Regions from separate parts of the Homo sapiens genome. Here region 1 is linked to region 2. A link is a loop called in an ENCODE intact Hi-C map of the cell type or tissue named here. Cell type or tissue: CD4-positive, alpha-beta T cell. All regions are shown on one strand. Each heading gives the region's core, and the rest is flanking DNA. Links, peaks and the distances in the headings are about the cores only. Region 1 has its middle 11 kb from the start of EXOC2. Region 2 overlaps IRF4 (interferon regulatory factor 4).

Region 1 (8,336 bases), core at 213-8,212, 300 kb before region 2:
GTCTTGTTACATTAAATGATATCTTAAGAAAATAAATGACACCTGGGTTGTTATAGTCCATTTGGCTGCCTGGGCTTTTGTGGGTAAGTCTGAACTGATATGGGGAAAGGCATGTTTTACTATTTGTACAAAGTCTCAAAAAATAAAAATTATACCTCTCTAATATTTTCCACGATCATTTCCACTTTGCTAGGCTTAACAATAAATTTTAGCATGGCTGATGGTTTCCCTTCTGGGGTTGAAAAACTAAAATGTTTTTCAAAGAAATGTACGTCACAGAATAAACAAGAGCAAAATCACTTTTTGTGACTTACCCTTTCCTGGTATGGCAAGAGGCTGCCATTTCCTTTCAACAGAGACGAACGAGGCCAGAGTATGTTTTACAATCTGTGCACAGACTCATTCACAGCTGAATCTAGGCATTGCCCAAAAGCAATTAATTTCTAAAATTTCACAACTATGCCTCACAAAATGCAAAGTCGAGGCGGGAGGATTTATATGACAGAGGGTGGGCCACCACCTGCAGAGCACACCAAGGAGGGACAAGGTTGCTGAATGGTACGCAAAAAAACCCAAAACAAAACAGGAAAGCCTAAGTATGAACTACCTTCTCATCTTTGCTTTCCCTCGAAACTTAACGACTTAGACAGAAAGTTGGAGTCTATGTACAATGTGGGATAACAGAGTTATTGGATCTATGTATCAGCTTTCTCTGTTTGACATTCAACTGTAAACAACAGACAACTCACCTGATTTGGATTAGTTTACCTAAAGCATCAGGCAAAATACACCAGGTTCCTGATTTCTTTTTCTTGGGAAAATACATTGGTTCTTCTGAACACTTTCTCGTGACACACGCAGAAAGAGGCACTATAACTAAGAGAGCAAGGTACCTCTCAGACCACCAGGCCTGCAGATCGTCCAGCGCAAAGACGGTCAACTTACTGCAAGATGGGAGAGAAGATGCCTTGTGGCCAGGAAGCCGAAACCCTCCCAAACACAATTCTCCAGTTACACAATCCACAAATGATCTTAAGAGCTGTTGAAAGCAAAGGACCAGTGAACAATCCTCCTATGATGAGTGGTTCAGCCACAAAAGAGAAATGTGTTAATCAGAGAGAATTTTTTAAAAAATTCGAATGCCACTGTCAGCATTCTTTTCACATAAAATTCTGTCAAAGACCACAATTTACAGAAAAGATCAAAGAGATGTAGAGAAAACAAATATTTAAATTATGATTGATGAGACAGAATGATACAAGGTAGGTTAAAACGAGGCTAAGATACAATGGAATCTAAACATCCTAAAGGCCCGGAGCCCTGCAGCCTCTTCCCCCCAGTTCCTGACACCCACCATTGTGATTTCCAGTGGGACCTGTCCCCAGTTAGCTCACTGCAACTCTTATTAGTAGCTGCTACCTCCAAATTCAGTTTAAGTTTTCAATCTTTTCTTAACAGTGTGTGTGGGTGTGGATGTGGACGTGGATGTGTGCATGTGTGTGGGTATGTGCATGCATCTGTGCGTATGTGCATGTGAGTGTGGACGTGAGGATGTAGGAGTGTTTGCATGTGGACGTGTATGCATGGATGTGTAGGTGTATGCATGGATGTGTACGTGTATGCAGGGCTGTGTGGATGTATGCATGTATGTGGGTGGGTGTGCATGTCTGCATCTGTGTGTACCTGTGAGTGCAGGTGTGTGTACGTGGGGGGTGGTGTGTGCATGTGCACGTGTGCTTGCATACGTGCATGTGTGTATCCATGCATGTGAATGCAGGTGTGTGTATGCAGGGGGTGGGGTATGCATGTGTACATGTGTGGATGTGCTAGAGGACAGTGGTGGGCAGTGACCCACAGCCCTCCCTTAGGCTACCTGCCAGGTGAGGCTTGCCCATGATGAAGTGGGAGGCCCTTTGAGCAGGGAAAAGTGACTGGCAGCTGCAGGAGGCCTGCCTTCATCTGCCACTGCCTTGAGCTTCACCAAGAGTGAAAGCTAAAACGACAAAGTCATGGAAGTTACTTGTTACTGTTTCAGAATAAAAAGACTTCTAGTTTTCCCAGGAAAATTTGTTCTGTTAAAAAATAATATAAAGGTGGGCTAGAAGAAGGGAGGAAGGCATAGAGAAACTTATAATCAGTTTTTTGCCAGTTTTCGTCTCTGTCCACTTCCACTCATTTTTTTTTTTTGATCGGTTAACTAATAGTTCTCACTTGCCTGCTGTCAGTCATTTTTGGATTTGTAAAATTCTTTCTTCTTAATATTGAAGTGTGACTTTCAGGAAATAAAAAGGCACAGGAATAATAATCCTTATAAACTGAAGATGAATTATTCATGCAAAAGGAATTTTTAAATTGACATCAATTTCCTAATTGATGTCTGTCACCACCCTCATCTGCAGACCGAAGTGCTCGCTTCAACCTTGTGGAATGTTCTGGTGGCCATGATGTACTCAGTGCTTCCGGACGTGGGGCATTCCTGGACTGGCCATCAGGATCTCTGTGCATTATGTTTACCATGGCCTGAGGAGAACTTGGGGTGTGTCCGTAACCAAAAAAATAGATGGCAATTTTCACATCTGGGACTCCCATAATTTTTATACACGAAAGAAGGCTTTCATCTCTAAGTGCTCCTCAGCAACTGGAAACTATTTTAAATTATAAATATTAGCAATTTATTAATAATATGCAAAAAGGATGCCAGCATAAGCTCACTGATCAAAATTACTATGTTTTTATATTTAGTTATTTCATATTTAAATAAGCAGATTGCTGAGACTTCGTGGAAGTACTTCACTAAATACTGTTTTTACATCACAAAATGCTTCTACAATGGGAAATATTCTAATTTCTACTTTAAAATGTAAGGGAGCTTAGGTTCATAAAAGTTAAATTGATGTTGCTATTAGTTTGTAAGCTAAGAAAACATGAAATTTCATTGAATAAACTAGAAAGCCTTGATTCCATTAAAAACTAACTGTATTCTATAAAACATGTTTTATAAGGTCAGTATTCTAAATTATTTAGGTTCATTAAATGTTGTGAAACATAACATTCCTAATAATTTAAAATTTTAATATGTAGTTATTAGATTCCTAATCAGGATGTACATACAGATTTCAAACACTTTTGAATAATTAGCTATAATCATTTTACAAAAATAGTCATCATGATGTGTACTTAATTGTATACTTATCATTTGAAGTTTACAAATGCCTACGTAGTATTTCTACATATTTCCAATAGAAGTCTCAATAATGTGTATGTGAATGTATATGTGAATAATTTTTCCAGTATGAATAAGTTTGCATTAAAAGATGGAAAGATTAATAGACTATGGGGCACAACATTTTAAAGTCGTGAGTTTATTCATCCTTGAGTTGTAAAAAGATTAGTTGCGACAATAGCTTGTGCCTGGGACAATTTCTGCCCTCAAGTACTGCTTACATAACTGTGTTTACACATAAGCCTGACCAATAGGACAGACTTTATTCAGTTCTGCTAGAAATTTGCTGATTTAAATATGTTAGAGTGTGCTTGAAAAATAAGCAGGAAAGACAGATTCGTCAGAGTTTTAGTGGCTAGTTTCTCCAACAGAATTTCTTAGGTAACTGACTTGTATCAATCCCAATCGTAAACACTGAGCAAAGAAGACCTGGCACAAAAAATAAAAAGGAGACAAACCTGGATTTTCCATTTATTGTCCACACCTCCCACCATTCAAAATATGTTTTCCTTGTTTTGTTTTTGGAAAATTAATATTTCAATAATAATTTGAATTATCGTGTCTGTACTTTAATAGTGGATTAGCCTAACTTATAGAAAGCAAGAAAGAACGTGTAGAAAAAGGAACATTGCCTGGGGTGTAACAGGCAAATGTCAATATTTGTTGACTTGAAAACAGTTGAGCTTAAATTACTCCAATGTGCATACACAGAAGACCTCTCTGAATTAGTAGCTAGACAATTTGTGTGAAAATAAACCTTTGTTGTAAGTGCTGTCGAGAATTGCACTGCCTCTAGGATCTGTGAAACACAGATTTCTTAGACAGCTTTAAAGAAAAGAATTATTGAATTGTTGTAAACCAAGAAAAGAAAGTAATGTGAAAATTCTGTAAATATAGAAGATGGACTAAATATGTGAAAGACTCCCCTGTTTGATGTGGGAAGCTGACTCGTCTCTTTCTGGAAGAGCATCCTAAATTCTTTGAGAATTAATTTATATTTTATTTCTCTTAAAGCATGCCAAAAACCATTTGAGGGGCAAGGGCTGATACAGCCATGCATTTCATTCCCTTTTTTTTTTTTTTTTGGCTGGGGAATGGGGGCAATATCCTACTTTACATTGTAGGGTTTCTGGCCCGAAAATATGTTTACTAGCAAAATCACTGCCAAAACTGAGAGTCAGTAGTTACCAGCATATTTATGTAAAGCAAGAGCTTAGAAAGCTACATGGCGTTTAGGACTTTTTTTCTGGATACTAATCAGCATCGTGCCTCATCACACAGTGCCTAGTCATCGTTCCACGTGGCAGCGCAAGAGGACCAGTGCTTTGAAGCAATCCAGCATTGTCACCAAGGAAAGCATGGTCTATGAATTCTAGTTCAAAACTGATTTTCCTAAAAAATGAAAACTTCCTTCTCAATGTGTTTAACAAATACATGCTTGCAAACAGGAGGTGACTTAACAGCAGAAACAATTATATTTGAACAAATCCAAAACAAAACAATGTGCAGGAACAAGCAGCAATTACGAGCATTTTCTTTCACAAAATGAAGTCTGCAAAAAGGTTTACCATCCACTGAGGTGGCCTTTCTAGGATTTAATTCTAATTATTTAATTGAAGAGAGATTCTCCATTTGTTCTCAGATAAAACTCTGTTGAAAATCCTCACTAGTCTACAGAGTCCTGAAAAGCTATTGTTTCTCAGAAGGAAAGCAGATACGTGTGCTTAAATCTATCATTCATGTCTGTGCATTCATTTGAGTTCTAATGAATGTTAGTGGAATGAATATGCATCCTGTCAAACATATATATAAACCACAACAATGCTGCAAATCAACACAGACTCACATATCCGGCCTCAGAAAAAAATGTGGCCGAGCTCAGGGAGAATTACTTTATGGAAAAACAGGAATTCAATAAAAATGCAAAATTGAAAATGCAACCCACATATTTAATATTATATTGTTTTCCTCTTTATCACTATACTTCACATCTAACCTATTGTGGTTTGGCTTTCTATGTCCATAACCTAGCCAGGGACAAAAAAGCAACATCATTAGTTCACGGAGCAGAGGCTTTTGGGGAGGTGTAGAAGTAGAAAGGACAGAGGAGCAAAAAGTTATAGAAACAGAAAAGTACCAGCAATCTGCTTTAAGATCAGAGAAAGTAACCAAGTTCCCAGTTTAAAATGGATTGCGCTATAGCTAACACATTTAAAGAATGAAGCACCTGGAAGAAAAAAACCCTTTAACTGAATAGCAGAACAATCAGTGTGATCTACGACCGCTGCTGGTATACAGTTATTTGGAAAAACTCCACTACCACCACCCATATGTCCTGTTCTACGCAGATGGCCAGAGAAAGGCGCCAGAAGAGAAGGCCCCACAGTTCAGCCGAGACTTGCTGCAGAATCGTTGTTTATTAAAAAGTGCAGCCGGGCGCGGTGGCTCACGCCTGTAATCCCAGCACTTTGGGAGGCTGAGGCAGGCAGATCACGAGGTCAGGAAATCAAGACCATCCTGGCTAACATGGTGAAACCCCATCTCTACTAAAAATACAAAAAATTAGCCAGGCTTGGTGGTGGACACCTGTAGTCCCAGCTACTTGGGAGGCTGAGGCAGGAGAATAGCTTGAATCCGGGAGGCAGAGGTTGCAGTGAGCCGAGATTGCACCACTGCACTCTGGCCTGGGCGACAGAGCCAGACTCTCCCACAAAAAAAAAAAAAGAAAGAAAAAAAGAAAAAAAAAGAAAGAAAAAGAAAAGTGCAGTCATGGGATTTTTGAGCTTAAAGGGATTTTTGAGATTCTCCTATCCAACTATCTTACTTTTCAAATGAGACAACTGGAACTCTCAAGAGGTCAAACAATCAGGGTCAGTATCAGGCAGGATCCAGAATGTAAGGTTTGGAATTTTCAATGTAATTTTTTTTTCAAACCAACAGTCCTATAGTCAACTCTTGATTTTTCAGGGGCTGTGGATATTTTCATTTCTTCATTTTTAGTTTCTCACTGCTAAACATTTTTATTATTTTCTTCACCAGGTGTGAAAAAATAAATTCAAACTCAAATTAACTGGCTATGTTCTATGTTCTCATCTTTGTTACAAGGGCTCAGTCAGGAAGAACAAAGGTTCAGACTGTTGGCTAAAGTGTGTCCTGAAAATTATCTTCAATCCTGCATGTACTCCTCGTCCTTTAGTACCACAGAGAGTTCAAAGATGAGCTCACAGGAGGCAACTACCTGCAGGGGGCAGGACATCCAGGGACCTCCACTGGAGTGTGGCCAGGACACAACTGGTGGGCACTCCGGTGCATGCCATCACCTTCAGAAATTATAGTGTGTGCCTGAGAGGGGAACGCAGCTCAGTTGGCATCTTAGGGGAAACCTACCAAACACAAAGGGTGAGAAATCTGCTGTTAAGGAGTGAAAAATATTTTACTGGGTTTGTGCAAAACCAAGGGAGCAATGAAAAACTCAGATAAAATTCATGTCATGTTAGATCAAAAGAAATGAGGTATAAAGACAGGCTTTATACCGCGTTTCATATGCAAGGCGATCCTGATGCTCCTGGGCAGTGGGAAGCCTTCATAAATGAGTGTCAGCAAGGCTCAGATCCTGCAGCAAAGGCCAGAGGCCAGCACCGTGTCTCCCTCCGACGTGCAGCTGCAGCTAGTGCTTCTGCTCCGGGTGGGGTGATATGCCTGGACAGTGGAGGTGCAGAGTGGCAAGCCAGCGGCTGCTGCCCTAAGACTCAGTCCACACTGCACACCATCACATCAGTGGGTAAAACTGGGAAGATGGTGCCATTTCCCATGTCTTTCCTATTACTGCTGACATCACTGACAAAATGCAAATTGGCCTTGTTCCCACTGAATAAAGAGGACCTTCAAATGGAGAATTCCAAAAGACAAGACAAAACAAACAAACCACCCCAAAACAAAAAATCAACCACCCACTCCCAGCTAGCAATTTAAGTTAAAATGCTATCATGCGGTCCGTTAGAAATCCTTCTTTTAGAACATAAAGAGATCTAAATCCTTTTTCACAGAAAATCACATAATTAGGTTATTCCTGCCCTCTGCAGCACAGGGCAGGGCTGGCAGGGCCGGGAGAGAACCCAGGTCCTCACTAAGCACAGACATTTTCACATTCTGACTGAGTTGTTCCCTCTCTCCAGGTACTGGGCTCTCATATCTCTGGCAGTGTGTGCCTCTCCTCAATTTCTCCTTTCCTTCTGGACCACCTACAGACACAGCCCACTGCCAGAGACGCCCAGATATAAACACAGGTGCAAAACACATCTGCATTATTGTGCTGGATGGCAGCACGGCCATATGGTTGGAGTAACACTATTGTAATACCATATCCCTGCTGTAGAACCAGCTTTATTTACAATTTTCTTATTAAAATATGCAAATAGCAAGTAAATAGAAAACCACAGAGCTCTGTTTTGCTGTAAAATTGATTGGAGACGTTTGACTATTTTAAGGACTTTTGATATACAGAGCTCTGAATATAAAAAGCTCTGAAGCCAACATAAAAGAAGATGGTTAAGTCCACTTAAAGGCATTTGCTAGGAGCACACCATAGTACGATTAAGGTTAAAACAAAAGGATGTAAGGGGCTTCCTTAACTAATAGGTCCAATCCAGGAATTGCTAAAACAGAGTTGAAACTTGCAGTCCTGCAGAATTTCAAATTGTCCTGTAATCCTAAAACACAGAAGGCTCCAGCAAAGCATGGCAATGCTGGGTGGTATTTGGTGAAACATCTCAATCGTCCATTTATTGTCAAGATGTGTACATATCAAATTTTGCTGATAATTTTGTGTCTTTAAGTGGCCACTCAGCATATTTTGAACTAGACAACTGGACACAGGCATCTCCTCCAACTCTGTTACTATCACAATGTACTGTATTCTTATTTTTGTTTTTGAGGCAACGCGTATTTGTTGAGCATCTATTATGTGTGAGGCATGGATGAGCATTACAGCATCCCTCCTCTTAAGTTTACATTCTAGTGAGGGGAGAGAAACATTTTTAGAAAACAAATAGATAATACTGTATTTACAGGTTGTGGTGAGTGCTGTTACTGAATGGGCAGCCTGATGTATTGA
Region 2 (8,336 bases), core at 22-8,021:
TCGATTCTTCAAGAGGAACTAGTCGACAGCTAAAGAACACTGCTTTGCAGCATTGGACCCACGAAGATTCAAAAGGTAGTAGACCACAGTGAAGTCGGGAGATAAAGAACAAGAAACGTAGTCACGCAATGGCAAAAGACCAATTTATGCCATGGACAAGTTTTCATTTAAAAAATCAGAATGTTTCGACATCCCAGGATCATTTTAAAACCTCATCCCCTCACTACAGAGCCCACATAATCCAGTATCTGTGCTACTGCGGACATCCACGTAACTCAGGCACCACAGAAAATATGTAACGTCAACGTGGTGACTGAGCACCAGCCATCGGCAGCTGAGTCCCACTGTCACTATGCCTGAACTGTGTAACTCTGAGTAGACTTCTTGCCTGTCTCCAGGGATGGAACAGTAACTTGACTTGAGAACAGGAGTGGGGCAGCCCCCCTGGCCTCCCGCTTGTGGATATACACATGTACATCCTGAAGCCACCACACCTACCCAAAAGATACAAAACGGACTGGAACATTGTTGGAAAGACAAGTGCCCATCCCCTGACTTTAGCCCATGCTCCCTCCCCTGTACACAAGACAAATCTTCTGCCTGTAGCTACAATAAAATGTCACGCCCGCAAAAGAAACGAGTTGACACAGGAGCCGCTACAGCTTCTGCAGAACAGACGCGTCCTTATCAGATACACACCCTCGGGCCGGGCCCTGGGGGCTGTCCCTAGTGCTGTGCAGACCTGAATAGGAAGATATCAAAGATCTCCACTGTTCTCTTCAACTGAACAGAAGTTTCTAGCTAACTTACAGGACTATTTGACTTCCTGCTTTTTTTTTTTTCCAGAATTCAAATCAAACCCAAATGACTTAGTCAGAATCTGTAAAATACATTCACACTGCCGTGATCTGAGACTACACCTACACAGGCTAATCAGAATGGCGAGTTGGCACAATTCTCTGAGAAAGCATGGCTCCAACCCTAGATAACATGAGAGTGTTTGGTGGGAATCCTTAATTATGCAGAAGCTGGTTGGCACAGCTGCAGTTTTTACGTTCACAGCATCCTCCTTGAACCTCAGTGAACACTTTGAGGTGAGAGGCTGCAGTGGGCAAAGAGCACAGCCCTTGGTTACAGAGGAAGGAATGAAAGCCAAGACCAGCTCTTGCTCACAGATTAATAGTAAGTTCTAGTCGCGCAAGTCTACAGCCCCAGGACACTCACAGGCGTCCACCCCCTGCCTGTGCTGTCTCTCACGCAGTGCACCTGTGACTCAATGTGCACCTTCCAGCTTAGTCACCACGGGGGCTCTACCTCCCTAAAAACGCCCAGCAAGAGGCACTCAGAAAAGCCAGTGCCAGTTCCTTGTGACACTTTCATTAGAAAGCCCTCACCTTGTGGTATCTTCTGAATCCACTGGCACCAAGGTCCAGAGTCTTCAGAAATCCAGGCCCAGTGGGCCTTAGCCTTCCTGGCCCATGTGAGCTCTTCCAGATCCCAAGGCAGACACAGGAGATGCTGACAGGGGAGGGGGGGTCCCCCCAGTTGCCCTTCAATTTCCTTGGTCCCCCATGAACACCATGCCCAACCCCAAGAAGGATGGGACCGCCCTGGCCAGGGCTTGGGGATGGTTCTGCCCTTAGAATGAGAGGTGTCCAGCCCCAGGTGACTTCCTCACTTGCCGCCGCCTCGGGGAACCAGCACAGTTCTCCCTCTTCCTATGGTCAGCCTCTGTGTGAGCTTAGTTATTTTTTTGTGGTGCGGGGGGCAATGGAGTCTCGCTCTGTCCTGCAAACTGCAGCACCGTGGTGCGATCTCAGCTCACTGCAACCTCCGCCTCCCACAGGTTCAAGCGATTCTTGTGCCTCATCCTCCTGAGTAGCTGGGATTACAGGCGCCCACCATCACGCCCAGCTAATTTTTGTATCTTTAGTAGAGACGGGGTTTTGCCATGTTGGCCAGGCTGGTCTTGAACTCCTGGCCTCAAGTGATCTGCCCACCTCAGCCTCCTAAAGTGCTGGGATTACAGGCATGGGCCACCACACCTGGCCTGAAGCTTAGTTATCTGGGGACATATTTGCTTTGGGCACCAAAAGAAAATCTGGATGAGCTTACAAAAACTTGGGTCACTTACACCCAGAAGTACGAGCACATGTCAACAGTGCCAGAGCACACAGACGTGTCATATTTTTATTTTAAATAAGTTGAATGAAGAAGCACATTCAAGAAAAGGGGAGGCACATGAGAAATCAAAGACACAGGAGTTTCTGAAGGGGCTCAGGAAGGGACAGGACTGGGAAAAGGCAGAGGAAGAGTTGGCGGTGGGGTGGCGAGTGGCGGGTAGAGCAGCTCCCTCCCACGCGGGAGGCTCCCTCCACCTGGACAGCCCCACAAAGCCAGTGAGGAAGCCCAGCATGACAGGGCGAGGGGCTTCACAGAAGCCAGCCAGAGGTTCGCTGAATTGTCATGAAATCCAAGGTAGAAAAACAAAACTCACTGGTTCTGAAAAATATGCTTAGAAATGTTCATATCACAGAGCCAACTTATAGCACTCTCCTATAACTTCTCCTGTGCAAAACCAGTACAGTCCACTCCACCCTCCGTCTCACTCGTGGGCCAGCATCTGCATGAGGGTGACACACCTGACAACCAAGAATGTTAACAATATGCTTCCAACCTTTATGATTTTTCTGGGAACCTGAAAAGAGCCGCCACATCAGCAGACGTATTTGTCGAGATCATAGTGCAATGAAATGGAACTGTTTTAAGAGGCGACTGCTGAAAACCAGAATTGCAAGAGAACAGCCTGAGCCATGGTCCACCTGGACCATCTGATCCGGACTCTCTGCCCACAACAGAGCCAGACAGAAGATCTCTACTGGAGTCAAGCCCCAAGCCCAGTGGGCGCCGAAGTCAACAGGAGGAAGACCTCAGCCTGGGGTGGGAGGGACCCTGTGGTTTCTGACCCCTGTGGCAGGCAGGCCATCACCACCTCCATTCTAACAGATAACGAGGTGCCTTACCTGACAAGAACTGCTGTGTGTCAAAGAGCTTGCAGGTCTGGTCTCTCTCCAGTTTGTTGGGCCGGTCGTTGCACAGCGCCAGGGGCCCGTCCCAGTAGATCCTGCTCTGGCACAGTCTTTTCGCATAGAGCCCGTCGGGGGCCATCCAGAGGACCACGCCCCTCTCCAGGTGGCTCAGCAGCTTCTCAATGTTTTTCCTCTGGCCATTGTCCTCTGGGTAGGGGAACAGGACCTGGTCCAGGTTGCTGGCGTCATACGTATGTCCATGGGAGATCCGGCAGCCCTCGGGGCTGGACGTGGTCAGCTCCTTCACGAGGATTTCCCGGTAGTACAGGCAGATGTGCAGCCGGCAGTCTGCAAACACAGAGCTCCGGAGTCAGTGCTGGGGGCCAAGGACACCACCTCGAGGCCAACGACTCCACAGAGCCAAGCACCTGTGGTGGAACTCTAGTGTCCCACATGTCCCGTGGGGGAACAAAAGGTTCCCGCGTCAAGGAGGCCTGGGAAACACAGCGTGCCCTTGTCTCCCCCAGAGATCCACAGACAGCATGAGCTCGGTCAACACTTGGAGAAGTCCCGTGGAAAGAAACCCATTTAATCTGTCTAAACCAGCATATTACAAACGTATGTGGCCACCGACTCTTTTTTTAAGGAACAAGTGTATCTTTCATTAATTTTCTGGAAATGTAAGTTGAATTCCTATTATAGAGCATCACTATTAAGAACTTGCTAAGTCTTATTTGTGAATTATGATGATGATAGTGGTGATGTCATTTAAGTCATGTGTCACTGAATGAAAATTCATCTTTAAGCAAATCAATTTTTACTTTGGAGGAAATGAACCCTAAGTTTAATTTATACTAGCAAAAAATATAACGGTGTTTCAGAAAGAAGCAAGTCGGTCCACATACCTGAAACGTCCCCAAAATAATAACATGACATCATTTAGGTAAAAAGCAAATGTGTGTGTGTGTGTGTGTGTGTGTACATATATAAATTATATATAGAATTAGGTGCTTAATTATTTATGTCTATATAATTTATATATAAACACACTCACATACACACATTAAAGGGTAAGCACTGAGGCCTTAATGGTGATTTCTGGGTGGTAGAATGTGATATTTTTATTTTCCATTTTTGTTTTTCTGATTTTTAAATTAGTTTTCCACACTGGATATGTGGTGTTTTTATCACAAAATTAATTCTTGTGAAAAGAAAGAAATTAATGAGAAAAATACTCTAAAAGTTCATGTAAAGTCTGCTGAAATTCCCACTGGGCTTTGTGTTTAAGTTTGAAAAGAACTCTAAAACTGCGCTCTCTGAAACTTTAAACAAGATGAATCCATTTACAAACGTTTTGCTGATTTCAGAAGCCTCTTTAAAATATCGCCCATGAGTTGAAAGAACCAAGCTGGGTTTGCACAAGCTCCTCAGCCAGACCGCAGGGGAGTGGCACAGACAGGAGGCAGCTGCCACTGGTAACTGTATGGAACCCCAAAATCAATGGGAATCACAGTTATCTAATAAATGTGCTCATGGCTGATAATTAATCTGTATCATGCATACCAAAAAAAGAAACCCACAAAACTATCTTATTCCTCAACAGCAGGTTTTGAGACTTAACCCACATCACTGTCTCAATTCTCTGCTTCAACACACTGTCTGAAAGCGAGTCAGACAGTGCGCCCCAAAGAGAGTGGGTGTTGGCCATTCGAGGTGATTCTCGGGGCAGGTTTCATTTCATTTAATGTCATCAGAAATCACGAGGTTGCCGAGATATAAATAGCTGTTTATTTCCTACTCTTCAGGCACCCACACAAGTCTTAGGTGTTCAAGACAAGGGTTTGAAAGTTTCTAAAAACAAACACAAGCCTTCCTGCTCAGAAGCACCTCCTCCCAAAGGGCATCCTCAGTTACTCACGAGCACCTCAGAAAAAAAGGTGCAAGCCTCATTCACAACTAGAAAGAGCTGGTAGGTCAAACTCCAGCTCCCCTCTGAGCAGCAAAAGTGCCACAACTCTCGCCTCCCTGAAACCTTCAGAATTTAGTTAGTATTTTTCATCACTGATTTTTAAAGATGCCAGAGGGCAAGATGAGAATTCCAAACCTTAAGCTATTTGGTTTTAATATAAAAACAAATCCCATTTAAAAACAATCCAAAATATTATCTGAAAAATAAATATACATATAGCACGTGTGCTTGCCAAGCCTAGAGGTGCCTTCTTTATAGTAGGTAAGATCTCCATGGTGCAGGGATTTTTTTTTTTTTTTTAGAAATAAAACTTTAAAAATCAGATTGAATCCATATTTGTTTGCAAGCTATATTAAAGTTCAGAGGAAGACCAAAATGTGTATTACTCTTAGGCACATCAATGTTTTAGAGATGAGGGACCAGAACTAATGTCCCCAGGGAGTAGAGGAGGAGGACTTATTTGTGGCTCAACCTGGAAGGATGATCAGCTTCTCAAAATGAGAAGCCCTTCTACACTTCCAAGCAATTATTCCACATCGTGAGAATGTTGGCTGAAGAGGGGCCCTCGGTAAAGGTAAAGGCACATTCCTAGAAATTCAGAGAGGTGCCAGTGAAGAAGCCAAAATGACTCCATTCAAGCCAGTGGCTGAAACGGTCAGCAGAACCACAAGCAGTGATGTCAGGTTTTCTAATGGTGCTCCTAAATCACCCTGGTCACCTCACACACAGGATGTGTCTACATCTACTCCAGACCCCAGAGGGAGCAAAGCAAGTGTCTAAAGTCCCATCGAATCTGCCCAAAGATGACAGAGCTGGCAGCAGAGGCTGGCCTCCTGCGGTGCCTCCAGGAGCAAACCCTGCACTCACCTGAGAACGCCAAGGCTTCGGCAGACCTTATGCTTGGCTCTGTGGGGACTCCGGGAGCCTGGGACTCAGGTGGGGCACAAGCATAAAAGGTTCCTGTCACCTGGCAACCTGCATTTGCAAATAAAAATCAGATGATGTCTAGACAGAGAGTCCGACGCACCGCGGGGCTTCCTGGGGTGTGTGTGTGAAGCCTGGGAAGGAAGGGGCTGGCGCCCAATCACCTTCCCACCCACTCCCAGCACCAGCAACTAGCAGGGCACGCTCTTGTGAGGCAAAGATGAGCTGGAGACCAACTGGAAAACCAAAGCTGATGGAGAAACGAGCCAGTGCACAGCTTTGGAAGGAAACTTGGAGCGCTCTCTCTGTAACTGACTAACAGGGAGACTGAGGCTCAGAGACAGATGACATGCTTTGTCCTTGTTCACAAAGCGGGTTCACAACAGAGCTGAGAGTTCAGGTCTACTTGAGTCTGTGCCAAAGAGCCCAATTAAAAACTAGCAAATTATTTAGTCCATTTTTATTTTGCTTGTCTCTTGTGGGTTGGGAGAACACTGAACCATGTTCCTGAAGACAATGTTGTATGAAACATGAATGGAAAAAGAATGTGGCACAGAACACCTGATCTTGCTGCTGCTTCATTTACTGTTACCGATGCTTCAAGACAGGTCTCTACCTACTCCATCACTTTACACAGTTCTAAGCATTGCCTCTTTCCCATGGTTACTAATTCCATAGAGCCAGAGCAGTAAACGCAAGTCTGAATTTCAGGAGCTAGTTTTATGTTAGCCAATTCCTCCACTACCATATTGGAAACCAGCCCTTGCTGCAAATCCCTCTTGAAAAGCCAATGCAACTGAATTCTGAGCTTTTTTGTGAACATGCCACTCAGTACAAACATTAAAGAGTGGTACACCTCTTCACTACCTGCAGCCAAGGATAACCTGAACATGACTGGGGAAAAAAAGGCCAAATTGCAAAGGAACAAATATTCCTAAAACATCCAAAGGGTTCAGTGTGTTGACCTGTCTCAGGACTTCCATTTAAGTAACTAACTCAAAAGTCCTGAAGGCCTGAGTTACCGCATTGCTAGATTCTCCCTGCACCCAGCTAATGAGAGCTTCTGCTGAGGGAGCTCATTTTGATGTCTGGGGAACTCCCGAGGGCAGGGGACCACATCTAATCCACAATCAGCAAGTCTTTCTGGGACCCAGTGGTAGGTAGGCACCTGTAGAGACGTTTTATGTGTTTGCCATGGTATTTTTCCGTTCCTTTTTTAGTATCACCTCTAATTCCAACAATAGCAACAATGAACACACCACTATTCGAGAGAAATATACCAGCTCAATAATCTCCCAGCATCCCTACTTATTATTTATGAGCTTCCACAATCTCCTCTCTATATAAAAAGTGGGGGGCTGTTTTCCACTGCCTGGAGTGATCTCTGTGGTGTTTAAATAAGATCCCACGAAGGGCAGTGCCTAGCATGGATCCTGAGAGTAAACTTGGCTGTGGGATGCCACCATCCCACAGGAGTGAGAAAACCCCCCTCTCCCCGAGCTGCACACGCAGCCTCTAAGAAGGGGAAAGAGCTTTGGTGCTGCCCAGGACAGACCAGGATTCGCCATGGCCCATGGCCACATTAGCAATTAGCTCTTCTATTTCCTGCACTGGTATCCTCCTTACCATTTTCACAAGCTGGGCCTTGCCAGTGGTGGCCGCGGGGTCCAAACGTCATGGGACATTGGTACGGGATTTCCGGGTGTGGCTGATCCGGGACGTAGTCCCTCCAGCTTCGGTCGAGGGGTGGCATCATGTAGTTGTGAACCTGCTAAAGGAGTGCAGGAGAGGCTGAGATAAGAAGCACTGGCATTGAGACGGGGGTAAAGGAGTGCAGGAGAGGCTGAGATAGGAAGCACTGGCATCGAGACGGGGGTAAAGGAGTGCAGGAGAGGCTGAGATAAGAAGCACTGGCATCGAGACGGGGGTAAAGGAGTGCAGGAGAGGCTGAGATAGGAAGCACTGGCATTGAGACGGGGGTAAAGGAGTGCAGGAGAGGCTGAGATAGGAAGCACTGGCATTGAGACGGGGGTAAAGGAGTGCAGGAGAGGCTGAGATAAGAAGCACTGGCATCGAGACGGGGTTAAAGGAGTGCAGGAGAGGCTGAGATAGGAAGCACTGGCATTGAGACGGGGGTAAAGGAGTGCAGGAGAGGCTGAGATAAGAAGCACTGGCATCGAGACGGGGGTAAAGGAGTGCAGGAGAGGCTGAGATAGGAAGCACTGGCATCGAGACGGGGGTAAAGGAGTGCAGGAGAGGCTGAGATAGGAAGCACTGGCATCGAGACGGGGGTAAAGGAGTGCAGGAGAGGCTGAGATAAGAAGCACTGGCATTGAGACGGGGGGTGCTCTTACAGCCTCCAAACTCCTCAGGGAATCCCTTATTAGACTGACAGCCGAAGCATTTTATCATCC

Evidence for each region. Peaks named below come from ENCODE experiments on the same cell type or tissue, not always from the same donor. Only the 100,000 strongest peaks of a DNase experiment are listed, where the experiment ranks them.
Region 1: it touches region 2 in a loop (2.3-fold over the local background); 7 of 110 quality-filtered maps call a loop at or near these places.

Annotation. Positions count from the first base shown.
Region 1 is chr6:700,419-708,754 of GRCh38, reverse strand. No RefSeq gene overlaps it. Among named protein-coding and RNA genes, the nearest start is that of EXOC2, 11 kb to the right of the region's middle. RefSeq lists an enhancer at 6,905-7,424. In CD4-positive, alpha-beta T cell, for the core only: no CTCF peak of the experiment used is centred there; no DNase peak of the experiment used is centred there.
Region 2 is chr6:396,465-404,800 of GRCh38, reverse strand. It overlaps IRF4 (interferon regulatory factor 4), which reads right to left. Exons shown (of 9, transcript NM_002460.4): 5 at 7,549-7,693; 6 at 5,866-5,973; 7 at 3,024-3,377. Among named protein-coding and RNA genes, the nearest start is that of IRF4, 8.9 kb to the right of the region's middle. RefSeq lists an enhancer at 4,722-4,841. In CD4-positive, alpha-beta T cell, for the core only: no CTCF peak of the experiment used is centred there; DNase peaks (open chromatin) are centred at 688 and 4,780; H3K4me3 peaks cover 943 bases; H3K27ac peaks cover 28 bases.